7 separate regions of the Homo sapiens genome follow, and all the other regions are linked to region 1. The links are chromatin contacts, found by Hi-C or POLR2A ChIA-PET in ENCODE. All regions are on one chromosome and are shown on one strand. Each heading gives the region's core, a stretch centred on a gene start or an enhancer-like site at or near the end of the contact. The rest is flanking DNA. Distances are from core to core; before and after follow the strand shown. Region 1 holds the start of SRRM1 (serine and arginine repetitive matrix 1). Region 2 holds the start of RPL11 (ribosomal protein L11). Region 3 holds the start of ELOA (elongin A). Region 4 holds the start of PITHD1 (PITH domain containing 1). Region 5 holds the start of HMGCL (3-hydroxy-3-methylglutaryl-CoA lyase). Region 6 holds the start of MACO1 (macoilin 1). Region 7 holds the start of TMEM50A (transmembrane protein 50A).

What was found. Hi-C counts contacts between places; a loop is a spot of excess contacts on that map. ChIA-PET counts read pairs that join two places held with the same protein, here RNA polymerase II (POLR2A). Pooled maps may share reads with other maps.
Region 2: a loop to region 1 is called in a map of naive thymus-derived CD4-positive, alpha-beta T cell, with 6 times the contacts of the local background. The contact joins the promoter of RPL11 here to the promoter of SRRM1 in region 1. A Hi-C loop is called at or near these places in 1 of 168 maps with a recorded cell type or tissue (naive thymus-derived CD4-positive, alpha-beta T cell) and 13 of 50 pooled maps. POLR2A ChIA-PET finds 5 or more read pairs at or near these places in 1 of 52 experiments (activated B cell).
Region 3: a map of CD4-positive, alpha-beta T cell shows a loop between it and region 1 (7-fold over the local background). The contact joins the promoter of ELOA here to the promoter of SRRM1 in region 1. A Hi-C loop is called at or near these places in 1 of 168 maps with a recorded cell type or tissue (CD4-positive, alpha-beta T cell), 1 of 37 single-sample maps with no recorded cell type and 6 of 50 pooled maps.
Region 4: a pooled map shows a loop between it and region 1 (9-fold over the local background). The contact joins the promoter of PITHD1 here to the promoter of SRRM1 in region 1. A Hi-C loop is called at or near these places in 7 of 50 pooled maps. POLR2A ChIA-PET finds 5 or more read pairs at or near these places in 3 of 52 experiments (A673, CD8-positive, alpha-beta memory T cell and GM10248).
Region 5: a pooled map shows a loop between it and region 1 (9-fold over the local background). The contact joins the promoter of HMGCL here to the promoter of SRRM1 in region 1. A Hi-C loop is called at or near these places in 4 of 50 pooled maps. POLR2A ChIA-PET finds 5 or more read pairs at or near these places in 3 of 52 experiments (Caco-2, T-cell and activated B cell).
Region 6: a map of B cell shows a loop between it and region 1 (25-fold over the local background). The contact joins the promoter of MACO1 here to the promoter of SRRM1 in region 1. A Hi-C loop is called at or near these places in 2 of 168 maps with a recorded cell type or tissue (B cell and CD8-positive, alpha-beta T cell), 1 of 37 single-sample maps with no recorded cell type and 16 of 50 pooled maps. POLR2A ChIA-PET finds 5 or more read pairs at or near these places in 3 of 52 experiments (activated CD4-positive, alpha-beta T cell, activated CD8-positive, alpha-beta memory T cell and naive thymus-derived CD8-positive, alpha-beta T cell).
Region 7: a map of B cell shows a loop between it and region 1 (7-fold over the local background). The contact joins the promoter of TMEM50A here to the promoter of SRRM1 in region 1. A Hi-C loop is called at or near these places in 2 of 168 maps with a recorded cell type or tissue (B cell and naive thymus-derived CD4-positive, alpha-beta T cell), 5 of 37 single-sample maps with no recorded cell type and 17 of 50 pooled maps. POLR2A ChIA-PET finds 5 or more read pairs at or near these places in 1 of 52 experiments (B cell).

The regions. Positions count from the first base shown.
Region 1 is chr1:24,641,968-24,644,716 of GRCh38, reverse strand. SRRM1 (serine and arginine repetitive matrix 1) reads right to left here and starts at 1,415. Exons shown (of 17, transcript NM_005839.4): 1 at 1,370-1,415. The coding sequence starts at 1,390. RefSeq lists silencers at 1,034-1,093, 1,354-1,673 and an enhancer at 1,744-1,843.
Region 2 is chr1:23,690,402-23,693,150 of GRCh38, reverse strand. It overlaps RPL11 (ribosomal protein L11), which reads right to left and starts at 1,345. Exons shown (of 6, transcript NM_000975.5): 1 at 1,322-1,345; 2 at 392-542. The coding sequence starts at 1,327. RefSeq lists an enhancer at 1,064-1,383.
Region 3 is chr1:23,742,104-23,744,852 of GRCh38, reverse strand. It overlaps ELOA (elongin A), which reads right to left and starts at 1,382. Exons shown (of 11, transcript NM_003198.3): 1 at 1,275-1,382. The coding sequence starts at 1,349. RefSeq lists silencers at 721-1,200, 1,351-1,580.
Region 4 is chr1:23,777,001-23,779,749 of GRCh38, reverse strand. It overlaps PITHD1 (PITH domain containing 1), which reads right to left and starts at 1,332. Exons shown (of 6, transcript NM_020362.5): 1 at 1,037-1,332; 2 at 269-312. The coding sequence starts at 1,234. It overlaps ELOA-AS1 (ELOA antisense RNA 1), which reads left to right and starts at 1,453. Exons shown (of 4, transcript NR_038280.1): 1 at 1,453-1,551. RefSeq lists enhancers at 1-402, 1,656-2,608 and silencers at 953-1,002, 1,093-1,402.
Region 5 is chr1:23,824,054-23,826,802 of GRCh38, reverse strand. It overlaps HMGCL (3-hydroxy-3-methylglutaryl-CoA lyase), which reads left to right and starts at 1,374. Exons shown (of 9, transcript NM_000191.3): 1 at 1,374-1,447. The coding sequence starts at 1,388. LOC105376861 (a long non-coding RNA gene) reads left to right here. Exons shown (of 3, transcript XR_947068.2): 2 at 620-719; 3 at 1,215-1,263. RefSeq lists an enhancer at 505-1,373.
Region 6 is chr1:25,429,582-25,432,330 of GRCh38, reverse strand. MACO1 (macoilin 1) reads right to left here and starts at 1,434. Exons shown (of 11, transcript NM_018202.6): 1 at 1,153-1,434. The coding sequence starts at 1,232. It also overlaps a transcript of RHCE not described here. RefSeq lists silencers at 919-1,578, 1,969-2,408.
Region 7 is chr1:25,336,991-25,339,739 of GRCh38, reverse strand. It overlaps TMEM50A (transmembrane protein 50A), which reads right to left and starts at 1,406. Exons shown (of 7, transcript NM_014313.4): 1 at 1,284-1,406. It also overlaps a transcript of RSRP1 not described here. RefSeq lists silencers at 1,457-1,576, 2,568-2,749.

The DNA of each region.
Region 1 (2,749 bases), core at 166-2,665:
GACAGTTCATAAGCAGTTTGCAAATTCGATACGCTAATCTGAAACTATCATTCCAAAATAAGTATCTTACTGTTTGCCTAAGAACAGCTGGTTGTTCTTAGGTAAAATACTTGGGGGATAACATTCTAACATGACGAAAAACTCGTTGGCATATTTAAAGCCAATTAAAGAAGGATTTCAATGTCCAATTCGGAGTGTCCAAAGATATTTTTACTAAAGTTCTGGCCCTCCTCCCTTCCAATTTTTCCTTTGAAAACACACAAACTGCAAATTACATGCTCTAAAGAGAAGAGCTAACGTGTATTTCAGAAAACGGATATATTGGCTTAGATCAACTAGTTTCTATACGACTTCATTCTGCATTAACAGTTTGCAAGCCCTGAGAGACCAATGGTGCTCAACTCTAGTCCTGTGTCCCTTCTAGATCTTGATCTAGTACTAATTTCCTACAGGAGGGGACTATGGGACACACAGGCTCCAGCACGAGCCTGATAAAGTGTGGGCCCCGAGAACCAACTACGACGGAGTAACTTCCCTGCCTGCAGGCGATGGGCAGACGACGCTGGCAGAGCCTAGGTAAGAGTTACCTTTCACCAGCGGACTCCAAGAGTAAAACACGATGGTGGCGGGTGGTGAGGGATGTGGAGGGCGGGAAGGAATTGAATCACTCCACAACCTGCCTCCATACCCGCGCATAGTTTTCGTTGCACCCTCTACCCTCACAGAACCTTAAATTCACATTGTCCCAACAAGTTATCTACGTCCCCCTCCCTGAAGGGATATCAAATTGGGCGGGAGCTCCCGCGAACCCTGACCTGGCGCCTCCACGAAGGCTTAGGACCTGGAGGGAGGACGTTGGGGGGCGGGGAGGGCGCTTTTTCAAAAAAAGCCGCTGAATGCTTCTTCCTGTTCTCCCTCCCCTAAGGTGCTCTCCCAAGATGTACCCCCAAACCATATTCTCCCTGCCCTGCCGCCACCAGTGACCTTAGGGCTTTCCTTTGGCCTCCCACTCGGGACTTCCTCCTCCGGCTCCGCTAGGCCCCAGGACCCGGCGGCACGCACGGCGCTCGGCCTGCAGGCCCCGCCAGGCAGGCGGGCAGCGAGGTACCATCCCGGCCCATTCCCGCCGCCATTTTCCGGCCACCGTCGCCGCCGCGTAGGGGGGACCATTCCGGAGGAGGAGACTGCGCAGGGGCGCACCGGTCTCCGCCGCAGCGCACGGGGGGGGGGGGGGTGCGCCGGCTCTAGGAGGAATCCTTAAGATCTCCGAAGCTCCCCTCGCTGGCCACCCTGTGCCAAGCTAAGGTCTCCTACCAGGCCTTACCGAGAAGTCCCTGGCCTCACCCCGGCGCCCGGCGCTTCTACTTACGCGGAAAAATCCCGCGTCCATCTTGCCGCCTCGCTCGGAGATCGCTCCCTATCCCAGGGTACACCGCGCCGCCGCGACGGAGGGCGGGACCGGCGGAGGGAAAGCCGAGCGCCGGGACGCAGCGCGCGTCGTTGCGCCCGCCCCCTCCGGCCGACACGAGGCCGCGCCTGCTCAGTGCGCCGAGAGCCCGCCACGCGTGCGCACGAGCGCCAGCGGGGGCGGGCTTCTGTCAGGCCCTAAACTCCCCGGTAGGTAGTGGAGGAGGCGAACCTGACGACCGCAGCCAATGGGAGCAAAAGGGAAGGCCGTCGAGTCGCCCCGCCCTGCAAGTCCTTTTGTGGCGCGTGACCATCCTTGTTCGCGCAATGTGACGTGACCCATCCTTCGACCCGTAGTGGAAGAGGCTTGGCGTCCTGGAGTTCCATGAAGCGATTGAAGAGAAAGGCTGTTACCTCAGAGTGACGCGGGCGAGGCGGCCCGTGCGCCGACGAGAGGCCTGCGGCTTCCCTCTCGTTGTGAAAGTTGTGATTGTGTAGGTTTTACGCGTTTACCAGACGAGAGAGGATTGTCTGTAAAGCGGTCGAGCCTGGCAGCAGACATGAAATCTGCCTTGTAGCTCAGCTTGCTCAGCCTTTGGAGGAAGCTGGAAGTGTCCAGTAGATGGGTTTCGGTTTCGGCGGCCCGGTAATCACGCCGCTGGGCAGGACGCCCGCCAGAGAGCCGTGGTCCTCGGGCTCTGCCTCGGGCTCTCCCCAGCCCGGGTCTCGGACTCCGAGAAGCACCAGCTTCCTCGCAGCGCCTCGCCTGGCCGCCCTGGTGCCTCTGCTCTGGCTGCGAGGGCCTTGGGTTGGATGCGCACTGCTAGATTTTCTTATTTTGAAAATTATTGGCCGGGCGCGGTGGCTCACGCCTGTAATCCCAGCACTTTGGGAGGCCGAGGCGGGCGGATCACGAGGTCAGGAGATCGAGACCATCCTGGCTAACACGGTGAAACCCCGTCTCTACTAAAAATACAAAAAATTAGCTGGGCGTGGTGGCGGGCGTCTGTAGTCCCAGCTACTCGGGAGGCTGAGGCAGGAGAATGGCATTAACCCGGGAGGTGGAGCTTGCAGTGAGCCGAGATCACGCCACTGCACTCCAGCCTGGGTGACAGAGCGAGACTGTCTCAAAAAAAAAAGTTATTTTTATCTAATAAAGCAGAGATGGGGGTCTCGCTCTGTTGCTGGTCTCGAACTCCTGGCCTCCCAAAGTGCAGGGACTTCAGGCCTGAGCCACCGCGCCCGGCCCCACTCTGCCAGCTTTTTCGCAAGCGCTTCTCGCCCTTCTCGCTTCCCTTTCTCGGAGGGAAAGCCGGCGTCCCTTTCTCAGAAAGGCCTCCTC
Region 2 (2,749 bases), core at 96-2,595, 950 kb after region 1:
GTGCAGTGGCACTAATATAGGCCACTGAAGCCTCATGCTCCCGTACAGCCCTGTTCTTAATGCAGCCTATATAACCCTAACTGCTAATCAGATCTAATGATCTTTACTTCGTTCCTGACATTTCCACTCTATCTCATATCCTAGTTACTTAGGAAAATCTTTACTTGGGCTAGTCTTAGCTTAAGATCTGCTCAAATAAAATCTAGTGTTCCAATCCCACACGCCATCTTGAATAAAAAAAAAAAAAAAAGACACCTCTTGGCCGGCTCATGAATTTAATGCTTTAAGTGATGCCGACTGTCACTTTCTAAACAGACTCGACAGCAGGTAAATCAAGAAACAACCAAGCGACCCAAGCAGGCAAACCCTGTATGTCCTTGTGACTACTCACCTTTGGAAAACACAGGGGTCTGCCCTGTGAGCTGCTCCAACACCTTGGCTGCTCGCGTCAGTCTGTCTCCACTCTCCCCAACACAGATGTTGAGACAGAGTTTGCGGATGCGAAGTTCCCGCATGGGGTTCTCCTTTTCACCTTGATCCTGCTGCAACAGGGAAGAGCAGCAGTCAATACACTCACAGCTGAGGGCCCTGAGTTTTACTACTTTCTATCTGCACAGCATTTTTATTTCTGCTCATCCCAAATCGTAACGAAGACCCTGAATGTTTAAAAGGTATAATGTTTAGGGGACATCAAGGGAAGAAGACAGCTCGGAACCTATCCTTCCTCCACGAACGGAACGGGTGAAGAGAAAACTCAGGACAGTTATTGAGTGTTAAAAGATACGGACACTGAGATCGAACCCTAAGAGGCTCAGGGTAACAAAGAGCGCCCCCATTGTAAGGCCAACTAAGGGGAGTGAGCGAAGAAACAGAACTTAATTGCTCAGTTAACAGGAAACACGTGGTTATGCGACGTCCAGCATCCTATTCGGAAGCTGTCTAAAGGCTGGCACCTTCCCTAAGCGGAGCAACCGACTAAGGTTTCCTAGCACCGAGCAAGTCTCAAGTCCCCGGGACCAGGAAAAGGCCCGGACCCCCCTGCCTCAGAACCCTCCATTCACCCCATCTGCCCCCGCTGCAGCCTCCTGACCGTGCTTCTGAGCACTCCGGGCAAGTGCCCGGAGCCGCTCCTAAAACGATGGCAGGGAAAGTGACAGAATTCAACCCTGCGTCCTTGGCTCGAACGGCTCTGCTAGTTTTGGGCCAGCAGGCATTGCGGGCTCCATATTCCTCGGGCTGCGGGCGAAGTAGCCCCCGCAGGCTCGGCCTGCCATGGATGGCGACGGATAAAGGAAAGCAAATCCAGGTCCCAGCTACTCACCGCCATGATGGAGAGCAGGAAGAGAAAGCGGAGCTTCCGGCCGAGGGCCTTATGGGCCAGGAGGCGGGCTCTTTTCCCAGGCTAACCACAGAGATGAAGACGAGGAAGAGAGGCGCATTTGGCAAAGCCCTGCAGCGTCGGCTTCTCCCTTGTGGGTAGTGCTAGCCACTGCAGGCGACGCTGGCTGAAGACCGGGATCTGGGTTTTCCAAAAATAGTTTTTGAAAGCTCCCGAATCAGCACGTCCTTGAGTTTCCGGACCTTGAGGACGTTCTCTCCTCCCAGTGTCACGAGCTGGTGGTCCTTGTGTGATGAGAACGCCAAAACTACATTAAATCAATCATGCAAATTATGACGCAAATTTATTCTGTAACAACGTAAACAAATATAATTTATTTATTTATTTATTTTTTGAGACGGAGCCTCGCTGTGTCACCCAGGTTGAAGTGCAGTGGCGCGATATCGGCTCACTGCAACCTCCGCCTCCCGGGTTCAAGCGATTCTCCTGCCTCAGCCTCCCAAGTAGCTGGGATTACAGGCACGCACCACCATACCGGTCTAATTTGTTTGTATTTTTAGTAGAGATGGGGTTTCACCATGTTGGTCGGGCTGGTATGGAACTCCTGACCTCAAATGATCCACCCGCCTTGGCCTCCCAAAGTGCTGGGATTACAGGCGTGAGCCACCACTCCGGGCACAAATAGAATTTATACAAACGGAAAGGAGTGGTGGTTTAAGAGTCCCGAGCTTGAAGACAGGCAGATGTGGTCCTGTCTCGACCAGCTAGTAGCTATGTGACCTTGGGCAAGTTACTACAGGGTGCGTATTCCTAACCTGAAAAGCCTGGGACCAGACGGTTTTTAGATTTGGGATTTTTCCGGATTATGGAATATTCGCATAAACATAATGAGATATCTTGGGGATGGAACCCAAGTCTGAATATGAAATTAATTTATGTTCCATATACACCTTATACACATAGTCTGAAGGTAATTTTATACAATATTTTAAGTAAGTTTGTGCATGAAACAAAGTTTGTGTACATTGAACCATCAGAAAGCAAAGGTGTCACTATCTCAGCCACCCTTGTGGACAATCTCTGGTTGGTTGGCCTAACCATTTTTCCAGACTGTAAATGTATATGCTATTGATAAGCAATACTTTCTTACGCTTATTCACATATAAGTACTTAACAGCGGCCGGGCGCGGTGGCTCACGCCTGTAATCCCAGCACTTTGGGAGACCGAGACGGGCGGATCGCGAGGTCAGGAAATCGAGACCATCCTGGCTAACACGGTGAAACTCCGTCTCTACTAAAAATACAAAAAAAAAAAAAAAAAAAAATTAGCCGGGCGTGGTGGCGGGCGCCTGTAGTCCCAGCTACTCTGGAGGCTGAGGCAGGAGAATGGCGTGAACCTGGGAGGCGGAG
Region 3 (2,749 bases), core at 133-2,632, 900 kb after region 1:
GCTCAGCAGAGCAGTTCCCCCACGGCCCTAGCCCTCCCTCCACGACTTCCTTTTCCACCAGGACTGAGTTCCAACTCCTAGAACTGCCCGCCCCGGCCAGAATGATGACGGAGAATGCCAAACACATAAGTGCTTTTTCATCGTTGTACTTCCACTTAAAAAATCCTGACAACTGAGTTCAAGACCAGCCTGGCCAAGATGGTGAAACCCTGTCTCTACTAAAAATACAAAAATTAGCCAGGCGTGGTGGCGGGCGCCTACAATACCAGCTACTCGGGAGGCTGAGGCAGACAATTGCCTGAACCCGGGAGACGGAGGTTGCAGTGAGCCGAGATCGCGCCACTGTACTCCAGCCTGGGCGACCAGAGCAAGACTCGCCTCAAAAAAAAAAAAGAAAAAAAAAAATCCTGACAACCACCAGACTGTCTCCTGGAGACCAGAGAAGTGAGTGACAGAAAGATGAAAAGGTACAAGAACGCGTTTAACTTAATATTCAGTTTGTACAATAAACAACAAAAACTAGTTAACTACAATTAAAAATGGTTGTCCATCACTCGAACAACGAGAAACGGTAGCTCTTACCTTCCTATTAATGGCCAAAAGGAAACCTAGCTGCGACTTCCAACCCCGGGCCCCCGCCTCTTTTTCAATTCCAACCTAAGTTTTCAGGAGTATGCTTAGGTGACGCGAGGCTTTATTCTGTTTTGAAAGGGATTCACTGAGAAAGCGAAAGGTCCACGCTCTGATATCCAGCCGGAGAGTAGTAACCGCGTCTCCGAGAGGCGCGGACCAGACCGCGAGTCCAGGCTCCGCAGCGTTCGGGCGCCCGTCTTCTCCTCCCAGCGAACACGCACCCGCTGGGGAGTCCGCGCCGCTCCGCGGGGAGCCGGGCACCAGCGCAGGCACCGGGAGGCCAACGAGGCGGCGGCCAGCGCCCTCCCGCCCCGGGCACGCTCTCCCGCAGGAAACAGCTGGCTCGGGACGCCACGGAGCGCCTCTGGGAGGAAGCGCTAGGCACGCGGTGTCCGCACCGGGCGCGCCCCCATCCCGGGCCCGTGAGGGAGGGGGAGCGGCCGGGGCCCCGCGTCCCGACGCCCGACGCACGGGGTCCCAACGCGCGGGCAGCGGTCAATGGCCGCGAACTTCACGACCCCAGCCCCGCGGGGCCTGGCTCAGGGTCCCAGCCCCCGAACCCCGCCACGCTCGGGCCGCGACCGTTACGGGGCCCTCACCGACCCAACGCCCATCCCGCTACGCGCCGCCCCCTCGCTTACCTTCTTAGGGTCCGGGTTCGCGGCCAGGCGCGCCTGCAGCTTCTCCACAACTTGGAGCGCCGACTCCGCCGCCATCGCTGTCACTGGCGCGGCCTCCTCGCCGGAACTGGGCTCGCGTCGCGTCCTCGGGCCGCAGCTCCGCCCTCCGTGCATCCCCGGCGGAGACGGAAGCGCGCCTGGCCCCTTCCGGGCCTCGGCTGGGGTGTGTGGGGGGCGGTGGGCTGCAGGCTCCGCCCCCAGGGCCCGCTCCCCAGCGCCCACCCGGCGGCCGCGCACTCCTCGCGCCCCTGGCCCAAGTGTGCGCGCTGGGGGCTGGGGGCTGCTCGGGCCGTACGCGCCTCCGCCGCCGGCACCCCCGCTCCCTGTGCTCGCGTGCTGAGCCCAAGCCTGGAAGACCTCTCCAGGGTCTACTTCAAGACGGAATGAGGCCACCGCGCCAGACCCTGGCCTTATAAATGCCAACGCTTTCTCCCGCCTGGGGCTTAGCCACACCCTAATCAACACCTTGTCAGGGGTCCCGGGCTGGTGCCCGTCCTAGGAGTCCGCAGGCACCCGCGGTAGCAGCCACCCTAGGCTGAGCACACGATGCGTCAGTAGTTAGACTATCTTTTCCAGCCTCAGTACAACCTGATGAAACGAGTTGTATGATCTTCATTTTACAGATGAGGAAACTGAGGTTCAGGGAGACCAAATTAACTTGCAGATGGCCGCAGGACAGGAAAGAACTGAAAATGGAACCTGAATCTAAGATGTCTAGGACCATTGTGAGCGCACATTTCTGAACAGGTCGAGGAATTGAGGCCCAGAGAAAGGGATTTTTCAAAATCCAAACAGCTTAGTTCCTTCCATGAGGCAATAATAGCCCATGTGTCTTGTTTTCCCCACAAACAGTGTCTGGCACATAGGCACTAAATAAATACTTATTGCATGAATGTATAGATAGATAGATGTTTCCTCTGATGACTTGCCAATGAGCCGTATGGCTTGATTAGAAGAGCCCAAGATATTATTCTTCAGGCCGTCTACTCTCATCCTAAAAGCACTAAGTTTTACCATTACTAATACTACTACTAAAAAGAGCAACTAAATAGTTGCAAACTCACTTAAAGTACCAGCACTGATTACATCTCATTTGATCACATCAAAGCAGAACCTAATCAGATCTTCAGCAGCAAATTGGCAATGCACCTAGCCTGATCTCTCCCTCAAAGCAGGAAAGCCCAGAGATTCTTCCAGATTCTAGCTCTGGAAGAAAGAAAAACATCTTAAACACAAGTTGTTTCTTCAAATGAGCATTCATTCACTCACTATGCTGAAAAGCCCTCTCTACCATGTCCCTACTCCTCCATTTGGCGCCCCTCCCCCAGTTCCCTAAGCAACTGACCACCTTTTCAGGGTGTAAATGGTCAGTTTATTTATCTGTCTTGCCACTGGGCTGTTTATTTATCAAGTACAGTAACCGACCTGTCCAACTT
Region 4 (2,749 bases), core at 83-2,582, 860 kb after region 1:
TTGTACTAGATAATTTCTAAGATCCTGTCTACCTCTAGCATTCTACAATTCTAAGAAATCTACCTCAATTTCTCAGTTATTGTTCTACAAATACATCTGTTTCCAGTCTGCACCAAGAAAGCTATGATGCTTTCCTCCTCAAACCCACCAAAGTAATTTATCCCATTTCTAGAAGCAAATGTGTGCTCTTGACACCAGTGAATGAATCCATCTGAGGCAACTGGGTACAGCCTATTTAGCCTGAGGTAGGCACCAAGGAGATACTTACGGAATATTAAACAGAAGCTCTTCATCTGCATCACTTTCAACAAACTGGAGGGGATGGGGAGGGGGGAGGAGAAAGCAACAAATATTTGCTGAGAGCCTACAATTTCAGGCATCTCCCACCCTGCTCTACAACTGGGGTGCAATGGGAAGAGTCACTCTCCCTTGGTTTTCCAAGACTTATTAACTTGAAGCTAACCAGTCTTATCCAGTGTCATAACAGCCACAGGCCACCCAACTGGAAGGTTCTTAACAAAAAGCCCATGAATGAATTTCCAGGGTCGAAGAGCCTTCTGAAGTGTGAACTGAAAGGCAGGTGTTTATGTGCATTTTTCTGAGAAGAAGGTCCACTGCTTTCAAACAGATAGCAAAGGGGCCTGCGACCCCACAATGTAAAGAACATTTGCTCTATATGGGAACCACCTTTCATCTCCCTAGGCTCATCTTCACCAGGTAATATGATGAGGCAGCCATTAGCACCAATGGTCCAACGGCCCTCACGACCATCCTCTCTAGCCCACACAGCCCTGGAATAGAGCGTTAGGCTGTGTAGCTTGACAAAACTGTCCCCGTTCCCTCTAGGCCTCAGTTTCCCTATATGCAAAATGGGGAGACAACGCTGCTCGCCTCCCAAAGAGCTGGCAGGAGACAGGCACGGAAAAGCGCTTGGCAACCAGGCTGTCGTTATTCTTAACATCAGAAATGAGTAGACCGACGGCCCGAGGCCCCACACGCACCCTGCCCCGCCCGCCCCAAGCCCCAGGCGGCCCACCTTGGAGCGGTCGGTCCGCTCCTCCCACGGCTTGAAGACGCCGCGGCCGCTGCCCTCGCGGCTCTCGTTAAGGCATTGCAGCCGCTCCAGGTCGATGCGCAGGTACAGGCCGTAGGCCAGGCCGCGCTGCTCGGGCGGCTCCTCCCGTTCGGCGGCGCAGCGGCAGCCACCCCCGCCGTGGCTGTGACCGTGCGACATGGCAACGCCGCCACCTGCGCGTCCTCTCGGCCCCACCGCCGCGCTCGCTCGGCTCGGCTCGCCTCAGACCAGCTCCGCGCCGTTCAGCTCCGGCAACTAAGCGCGCCGCGCCTGCCGCGTCGTAAAAAGCGCCGCTGCGCGGCGCATGCGCGTGGGGAGAAGGCGGGGGGGCGGGGGGGGTGGGGTCGAGCGGAACTGACGTAGGACGCGCGCCTCCCAGGTGCCAGAGTTCGTATATGACTCCAGTCCTGGCGCTGGATGCTGCTGCTGTTCCAGCTTCCTAGGTGTGGAAACTGAAGGACCAAGAGATTAAACAGGTGTGCTGAGTAAACTCACAGGCTGAGATTCGAATTATCCTCCCCCGACGAGGATGGAGCCTTCGCTGTCTTCCTTGATCGCCACGTTTCTTTGCGAGCCGATGAAGGAAAGCGTGAGGAATGATAAGGCCCTGGAGACTGGAGAACGCGAGCTTATCGCTGTCTCACATGCGCACGGCTTAGACGTTGAGAGCTCACAGGCCCACTTGCATAACCACTTTCTTGATAGCGGGGTTACAGCTTGAGAGCATGGGGCTTTGTGCACGGCCAGACCTAAAGACTACTCCTGGGTCTGCTACTGGCCATTGTGACACCTTAAGTCATTTCCCCTATTCTGAGACTCCGTTTCCCCGTCTGTAAGGTGGAAAGAATAGTATCTGTTTCATAGGATCACAGTGAGTATTAAATGAAATAATGCAATTAAAGAACTCAGCAGGCCGGGCGCGGTGGCTCACGCCTGTAATCCCAGCACTTTGGGAGGCCGAGGCGGGCGGATCACGAGGTCAAAAGATCGAGACCATCCTAGCCAACATGATGAAACCCCGTCTCTACTAAAAATACAAAAATTAGCTAGGCGTGGTGGCGCGAGCCTGTAGTCCCAGCTACTCGGGAGGCTGAAGCAGGAGAATCGCTTGAACCCGGGAGGCAGAGGTTGCAGTGAGCCGACATCGCGCCACTGCACTCCAGCCTGGCGACAGAGCAAGACTCTGTCTCAAAAAGAAAAAAAAAGAAAAAACTCAGCAAATGGCTGACACATGATGGGCATTCAGTAGCCGATGGTTATTACGGTCAAATCCAACCACAGCAACTTACTAGCTGCGTGGCCTTGGGCAAGTGACTTGATCTTCTGAGACTCAGTTTACCCCCTGTGAAGTGAAGGGATTGGACTAGATGATCTCTGCGTTTCCTCCCCCATGTGATATTTCAAAGTACTTTTTTTCGAACAGCTGGTTGTGGCCTGTCAATAGGTTTTAAAATCCGTTTATAGAGAATTGTGATCAACATTTAAAAAAAAAATAGAATACAAAAAAAAAAAAACCCAGAATGTATCACACATTTCAAGTCTCAATTGATGAAACTTTTGTTTCAGTTTTGAGTTTGTATTCAGACACAATATGATGTGTTTTTCATATTGTGGGTTGAGATCAAAATAATTAAAAGTCACTGTTTAGAGGTGAAATAATCTTGTTTTCAGGAT
Region 5 (2,749 bases), core at 125-2,624, 820 kb after region 1:
TAGATAGATAGATAGATAGATAGATAGATAGATAGATGATAGATAGATAAAATTCTAGTTCTTTGTTTTAAATAAAGTTTGTACCCACTAAATTGATACTGTGACCAATTAGTGGGGTACAACATACAGTTTGAAAACAGTGCTCTGGCCGGGGGCGGTGGCTCTCGCCTGTAATCCCAGCATTTTGGGAGGCCAAGGCGGGCGGATCACCTGAGGTCAGGAATTTGAGACCAGCCTGGCCAACACGGTGAAACCTCGTTTCTACTAAAAACACTAAAATTAGCCAGGCGTGGTGGTGCACACCTGTAATCCCAGCTACTCGGGAGACTGAGGCACGAGACTCTCTTGAACTCGGGAGGCGGAGGTTGCAGTGAGCCGAAATCGCGCCACTGCACTCCAACCTGGGTGACAGAGTGAGACTCCATCTCAAACAAACAAAACAAACCAACAAAACAAAAGAGAGAAAAACAGTGTTCTCAGCATTTTCTTTGCCTCAGGGCCATTGCGAATGCTACACCGTCTGGAAAGTTTTTCTTGTATCCTCTTCACCTGGATAGATTTTTTTTTTTTTCAGCCCTTCAGAAAGTACACCTAGATAAATCTTAATCATTTTTTTAAGGTATGAAATCTAAGGATGCCCCCTCTCTGGAGCTGCCTGCCTGTGTTTGAATCCTGAAGATCGTGATGCGTGAGTTAATCCGTGCTAAGAACTCGGAACAGTGAGTAGCAAATCGTTGCTTCTTATAGTGCAAGTTAGAAATGACACAACTGTTTGTGTAACTATTAATATGTGTCTCCTCACACCTCCCACACTCTAAACACAAGAAGCCACAGAATTTGGTTAATTTCTTTTCATGTTTTTGTTTGTTTGGTTTTGGGTTTTTTGTTTTGGACAGGCTCTCACTGTGTCGCCCAGGCTGGAGTGCAGTGGCACGATCTCCGCTCGCTGCAACCTCGCCTCCCGGGTTCAAACAATTCTCCTGCCTCAGCTTCCCAAGTAGCTGGGATTACAGGCGCCCACCACCACGCCCGGCTTTTTTTTTTTTTTTTTTTTTTTTTTTTTTTTTTTGGATTTTTTGGAGAGACGGGGGTTTCGCCATGTTAGCCAGGCTGGTCTCGAATTCCTGACCTCAGGTGATCTACCCGCCTCGGTCTCCCAAAGTGCTAGGATTACATGGTGTCCAGGCTGATTCTGTTCATCTTTATATTCCTAGCGTCTCACTTGGCCTGGCATGGAAGAGGCGCTCGGAATCAAAACGGAGAGAGGCTGGGGGTGGAGCCAGCTTCGGAAGTCACGGCGGAGGGGCGGGGGCGGGGCCGCGCCCACCAGACGAGCCATCGGTCACGCGGGGCCCAGCTGGACTGCCGCGGGGGATTCTGGGCCAAGATGGCAGCAATGAGGAAGGCGCTTCCGCGGCGACTGGTGGGCTTGGCGTCCCTCCGGGCTGTAAGTGCCCCGAGCCGCCGAGGCGGCGGCCCTGCAGGCACTCTGACTGTCAGGGTTGGGGGCTTGGCCCGTGGTGACTGCTCTCTTAGAGGCGAGGCCGGACAGCTCTCAGGCCAGAGTCGGGAGGGCGTTGGAGTCCTGGACCCTCCCTTTTCCCCTCAAATCCTTTGAAGGGGATGGGAAAACTGAGGTCCGGAGAGGTGGAGTGACTTGTCTGGGTCATGGAGACCTGGGACGCCATCCTAGGTGCCCTGATTCCCCGCCCAGGGCCCTTTCCGATGACCCTGGCCCCTTTCTCCCTCTAATTGAACTTCAGACCTCTCCAACTCTTCATTAGTGAAAATCAAGAACACGCTTCCATTTCCTTCGTCTCCATTTCCAACTGTTGTTGCTTTTAGAGATGCTTGGGGAACTATCCCAGCCTACCGAGCGGGACTTGCGTTGATTGGAGCCAAGCTGTGATTCCCTTGGAATTGCACTTTGATCCTGTTCGATCCTGATGTTTTCCCCTCTCCCATTCTCAGCGCAGAAAAAGTGTGGGAGACGTAGCTGTATGGAGCAGAAAAAATAAAAGCTGAAGCTAGGGTGTCCCAATAGTTCTGCCACTTTCTAGACTTAATGACATAGTTATTTACTTTCTCTAAACCTCAGCTCTTTCGTCTGTAAAACGGACAACATTCCCTTGGGGTTGTTTTGGAAATTAGAGAAAATGTAAGTAACACATCTGGCAGTGTTCTGGCTCCTAATAAGTGATCAGTCGGTGGTGGTATTTTTACCTTAGGGAGTTGAGAAGGAGTTATAACTGTATAGAGGGAAAAATACACTCCTGGCACTGGGTCCCTCTCAGAAAGCCACGTTAATATCTTTACTTGGCCATTCACCTGCACCACCTGCTCATGTGTAAAATGAAGATGGCAATTCCAACTTGGAAAGTTAAACGCAATAGTAGATATTAATAAGCTTTTAAGAAATATTTGGTGTAATGAGATGGCCCTCCATGGGGTTCCAAGCATAGGAACCAGTATTAGTATTAGGCCTAGATATGGGTTCAAGTCCAAGCTCTGTCACTTTCTAATTGTGATTTTTGGGTAACCTTTCTGAGGCTTAGTTTCTTCACCTACGGAGTTGGGATAATAATAGTCCCTGGCCTGTAGTTTAACACTGGGTTTAGTCAGTATTCGCTGTTGGTGTTGATGCAGGTACACCATACCTCAGGACACTGTGGCACAGTACTTGTGTGGTTAGGGGGACCCTCTCTGAGCAGAGCTTTACAGAGGAGGAACGGGATGTTTAACCAGGAGA
Region 6 (2,749 bases), core at 185-2,684, 790 kb before region 1:
GTCAGCTGCTTGTGGAAAGCAATCATTCCACATCTGTAAACAAGAGCATGTGCAAGGTGTACAGTTATGTTAAGACAACTTGGGTGTCATCAGCTACCTCACATATTTCTTGAAATCCCACAGCTAGAGAAGCTAATTGTAAAACACCATGAGGACTCAATTAAGCCTACATCCACATGCTGAGAATTCTTCTTTGTAAACTAATTACTTCTCCACCGAAATCTGTATCAAGGCAAATACCATTTACAAGTAACATTCTGAGAAGAACCAGAAAATAACAGTCGTACACAAATCGACTTGGGGAAGCTATGATAGTAAGTTGCCCCATGAACCTGTTGTCTTTCTCTACCGGTGGACTGAATTCAATTTCTATTTAAAGGGACACTGCTTTTCTTGCGGATGAAAAAAAAAAAAAAGAGTTTGGAGAAAATCCCTTTTTAAAAACGTTCAAAGCAAGCTATCTGCTTGGAATTGTCAAAACAATATTTGCTGAAAAACTGGTCATCAGACCCTTCCGAATCTGGAGCAGGGCCACAGGGCATGATTTGGGGGTATCAGCTTCAGCCCTGGGTGCCAAGTTTGAGATCCCATATGGGAAGCAGAAGGTGAAAGAAGTGACAGCATGGCCCCAGGCCAGTATGCTGGCAGCTTGGGGGAACGAGGGGCCACAGTGGGCTCTCAACTTTGTCAGCCTCCCCCACCCCCCCGCGCTGTGGTCCACGCGCCTCCTGGCTCCGGCCGGCAAGCCCCCAGGCCACCGGGGGGCTCGGGGGCCAGCGGCGGCCAGTCAGAGGTCCCGGAAGCGGCCCTCCCGGCCCAGCGGCATGGCCGGGATGCTGAGGAACGCCGGGCTGGTTGGGGGCTCTCCGCCCCTCCCCCCGGCGGGCCCGGCGCTTCCAACGGCGGCGCGGCGGCTCCCTCAGCCAGCGCCCGCCGCGCCCTGCCCGCCCGGCCGGGCCGACCCTCGCCACGCCCCGCGCACCCGGGGCGGACCCCGGCGGGCGGGCCAGCGGCTCCGGGGCCAGCGCTCCTTAGGAGAGCCCCCGGCGCGGGCGTGCGGCCTACTCGGGGTTACATAACGGGGCCAGGCCCCTCGGAGCTGGAGGGGGACCGCAGGGCCCGCGCCCGCGGAGTGGGGGTGCAGCCGCTCACCTGCCGTAAATGCCCTCGGTGATCCGGTTCCGCTTTAGGGGGCGGCGGAGCTTACTGCAGTCGGCGTTCCGCCGCTTCATCCTCCCGCTGGGGGGCCGGGTGCCCGCGCCGCCGCCGCCGTCTCTCACCTCAGCTGCCGCCGCCGCTGGCCCGCCCCGCGTCGGGCCTGGACTCTACCCCTGAGGCCGGTCACACAGACATGGAGCCAGCACCCGGGGGGAGGGGGTAGCACGGGGAGGGGGGGCTCGGAGCCTCCTCCGCCTTCGGAAACAAAGAAATGACAATTCCGGGGCCCGCCCGCCCAGCACCAGCCAGCCGCCTGCCCCGCCTCCTCGGCTCCGACGGACGGCCCGGGAGGCCAATAGAAGCCACCGGTAAACCGCTGTCGGCCAATCCCAGGGCCCGCTGAGGCAAAACTGACTCTAGAACCCGCCCCTTTGAAGGACGGAAGAATGCGCCAATCATTATAGTGTCTGGGTCCCCGGCTGAGCCTATCAGAAAAGATTTAAATAGAGGCTTATAAATAGGCCCTATAAATATAACATCCTATATTACGCCTTGTTGCGAAGGTATGCTTTATTATTATTGGGTTGCGTTTCATTGTATTGTAATCCCTACTAGAGCATACCGTACGGCATGGCATTGTAGGCTCTCGTCTAGCAATGTATGAAATCGGAAGGCCCGGGTTTGCGGCATGTGCGGTGTCTGCGCTGACGTGCGCTTCAGCCAGTCGCGTCATTATGTAAGGGAGCATCCCAGGAACAGCGCCGGGGACCCTTCTGCGGATGCTGGAGAGCTCGGCCAGGCCGACCGCGTCAGCGCGCACCGGGGGTACGAATGACAAAGCAAACCCCACACGCACACAGACACACACCCTGCCAGCTTCCCGCGACGTGGTGACAGCGCGCCGGCCAATCGGAGGTGGCGGCCCCGCCCCGGGTTACGCCACGGGGCGGAGCCGTGGGGGCGCGCGACGTAGCGCAGAGATGCCCGGGGCGTGTGCGGCGGTGCGGCCCGGGCTCCACGTCCACAGGCTGGGCAGCGCTGTGGGCCCCGCGGGCGCCGAGTCCGCAGGACCCGCGAGGGCACTACCGCGAAGCATCGGCCTCCGGGCCGGGCCGGGCCGGACCGGGAGCCTGCTCGGCGGGTCCGGGCTCCTGCAAGGCGGGGACGCGGGGCCGGCGACCCTTCACGCTTCGTACTCATTGAGCGCCGATTTTATGCCAGGCACCGTGCTGGGTAATTTGCGTGTATTTGCTCATTTACTCCTTATAACTCCCCTGCCACGTACGTATGGCAAAGTAACACTTAGAAAAGTCCGCATGGTGTTTTTTTTTAAGAGAAATAAAAAGAATGTTTATCATTAGAGAAAACTGGGGAAAATGTAGGAAAGTGGCCGAAAAGGAAAAAACACCAATGAGTCTCATCACATTAACACAAATACAGTTGACATTTTATTGTATTTGCTTGTTTTCCAATTTTCCCCTATGGATGATAATGTTACTATTGCTATTAAATAGAATAGTGGTCATACTAGAATAGTAGTCATACTAGAATAGTAGTCATACTGTTTTTAACATAAGCATTTTTACATGTT
Region 7 (2,749 bases), core at 157-2,656, 700 kb before region 1:
ATCATTTTGATTCCAAACTTATTAAATGAATTTGATATTTACAGTCCAGGAGCACTAACATTAGTAGAGAGACAAGTGATAAACTTTGGCTCTGAGTGGAATTACAGATTCAAATGAAAAATATTTCTCTAATTTACATATTTTATCACAGAACGTGTGTTTCTTCACACCTAAATCAAGAAATTAAACACTGCACTGCAGTTCTTACCTCTACCCACATCATTTCCTTTCACTTCATTCATTATTTTTCTTTCTGCAAGCCTGCCTTTTGGTGTCATTTCTATATAAAGAACATCCACTTTAATATCCCTATCTCTGATCCTAACGGGTGTTTCCAGCCAAAAGCAAGCACAGAATCGTGGTTAATAGTAATTCAGATTACAAAAATCCAACTGCTATTTAAATATAGCCGACCCAAGCTGTCTTTACAAATTATATAAAACATTCCTGTAAGCCGAGCAGTAGAGACCTGAGATACAGCCATGTTATCTCTATTTCAGAGTATGAAAAAGCCTGAAATACATATAACTTGCGAATAACAACACCCAAACTCCTACAGCGAACTTGACTTCCTTAAGATACTTTGTAGCCAGCAATTATGGTTGTCCAAAAATATGACACCCTACAATAGAGCAACGTCTCCCATTTTTAACTTCTCTTTTAAAAATTAAATATTAAAATATATGATTACAGCCAATGCTAAGATGCCTTTGGGACAAGTTCAATTTAGGAAATTCACTCATTTGATTCTTCCCCGGGAAGAACTGCAATTCAATAAGTGTTATTTTCGGTTCATCCCAATGGCCCCACCCCGAATCCATTTTTCTTTGCACGACGACTGGTACGCTCAAGCCAGACCCCGCCCTCCAAACTCTGGGACTTTTAGGTCTCGAGGGACGCCGCTGGAAGATGGGGGAGCCACCTTTAGCCGGGGCACCCCTCGCTGAGGGAGCTGGCCGGGTCACGCTCCTTTCTCGGGGCTTCGGCTTGTCCAGCTGTGAAGTGGGGGATCGGGGGATTTTCCAGGGATCCTGGGGTGTCCCGGGGGAGGGCGCGGTCCCCTCTCCGTCTTGGCGGGGTCTGGACGCCGTCGCCTTCTCCTGGCGCCGCCGGACCCAGGAGAGGAGAGGTCCGCGGCGGCTCAGCCCGGGTCTGCGGCTTCCGGGAGGGTGGCGGCAACGAGCCTGTGCTGTGGGCACCAGCCCGTCAGACGGCCCCGGCTCCGAGGCCTCTCCAGCCTGCGGCCGCTACTCTCTTACCCCCACTCCCCGCCCGACACTTACGTCCAGCCCCGTCGTGCAGTGGTTCCGGAGCCCGGTGTCGCGCCGCGCCGGCCCGCCTCACTCCCCCGATTTTAGCCAAGAAAACAAAACGGCCACAGCCTCCAGACACCCGGATGCAGCAGTACCATCCACCCGGCTCAGTCGCGCATGCGGACACGGGGCGGAGGGCGGGGCGCCGGGTCCGGAGGGAGCCACGCCCACCACAACAACGCGTCTGCGCATGCCCGGGCGCTGGGTTCAGGGGCTTTCCGCCGCTCTGGGTTCACAGCTGGACGTCGGGAGTGCTAGTTTGGAGTACGCCATTTGAGAGTAGGCGTGAGAAGTTGCTCTGTGTGCTGAGCGTTCTAAAGGAAGGCGTCCGTTGGCCTTCGTACCCGTCTTGAGTGAGGTGACGAGTGTTTTCTAGTACTGGGGTCGGCCGCGCAGCCCTCTCAGGGGTGGGTGGCAGGAAGAGTGCCGGGTCCCGCGTGGTGCAAAAGGTGGGTTCAGGTTTGCGGCCACACAGCGCTACTCAGGACTTTTTAGTCTTGTTTATTTTCTCCGTGCCTGTTCCCGCCCCCCGCAGCTCCACCTCTGGGAGAGGGGCGGGTTCAGCTCCAGGAGGCGGGGACTTCCCGGCTTGGCGTGGCTGGGGTGTCCCGTGGACCCCAGTCTCGGCGCGGTGACCCACTTATGGGACTTGGCCTTTCTTTGTTGTTTGTTTAAGGCAGGGTTTCTCAGCCTGGGCACTACTGAGGTTTTGGGCCGGCTAATTCTGTCTGGGTTGGGGAGGGTGCTGTCCCGTGCTTCGCAGGTTGTGTAGCTGCATCCCCCGCCTCTACCCAGTGGATGCAAGTAGCAGCCCCAGTGAACCAAAAATGCCCCCAGACTTTGCCAAATATCCCCTCCCGGGGAAGATCGCCTCGCTTGAGAACCACTGTTGGAGGAGAGCCTGGGTTTTCGGGAGGTAACCGTTTACAAAGGGGAGAACGGTAAGAAGCCGGAAGCAACGATGACTTAGCTACGTGAAAGACTTGCGGCCGGGCTCGCCCCTCTTCTAGAAGCCGTCAGTTTGGGTCTCGCGTCTGGAATCACCGTCAAGGAGTCAGATCCAGCCCCGGAGAGGGAGCAGGGTCGAGGTCTCCTTGCAGAAGGCGCCACCGCAGGAAGCACAGGCGCAACGTGCGGTCTCCCTAGCGGAGGCGCTCGCGATCCTGCAGCCGCCGGTCCGGGAGGTGCTCGGTAGCCCTCCTTGGTGCCTGTCCGGTAGCTGGTCACTCTCGGGGGAAGGTCGTGTGCAGAAGGGCACATGCGATCACACAGAGACGGCGTTGCTGCGGCTTTGACCCGATGGTGCACCCGAAAGAACACAGAGGGTGAAGGGAGAGATCCAGGAAGTGGTCGCGGAGCAGAACCCCCCTTCACTTCAGTTAAAAAGGTGGGTCAATTGTCGTTAAGAGATACGCACAGGTTCATCTGATTGACAT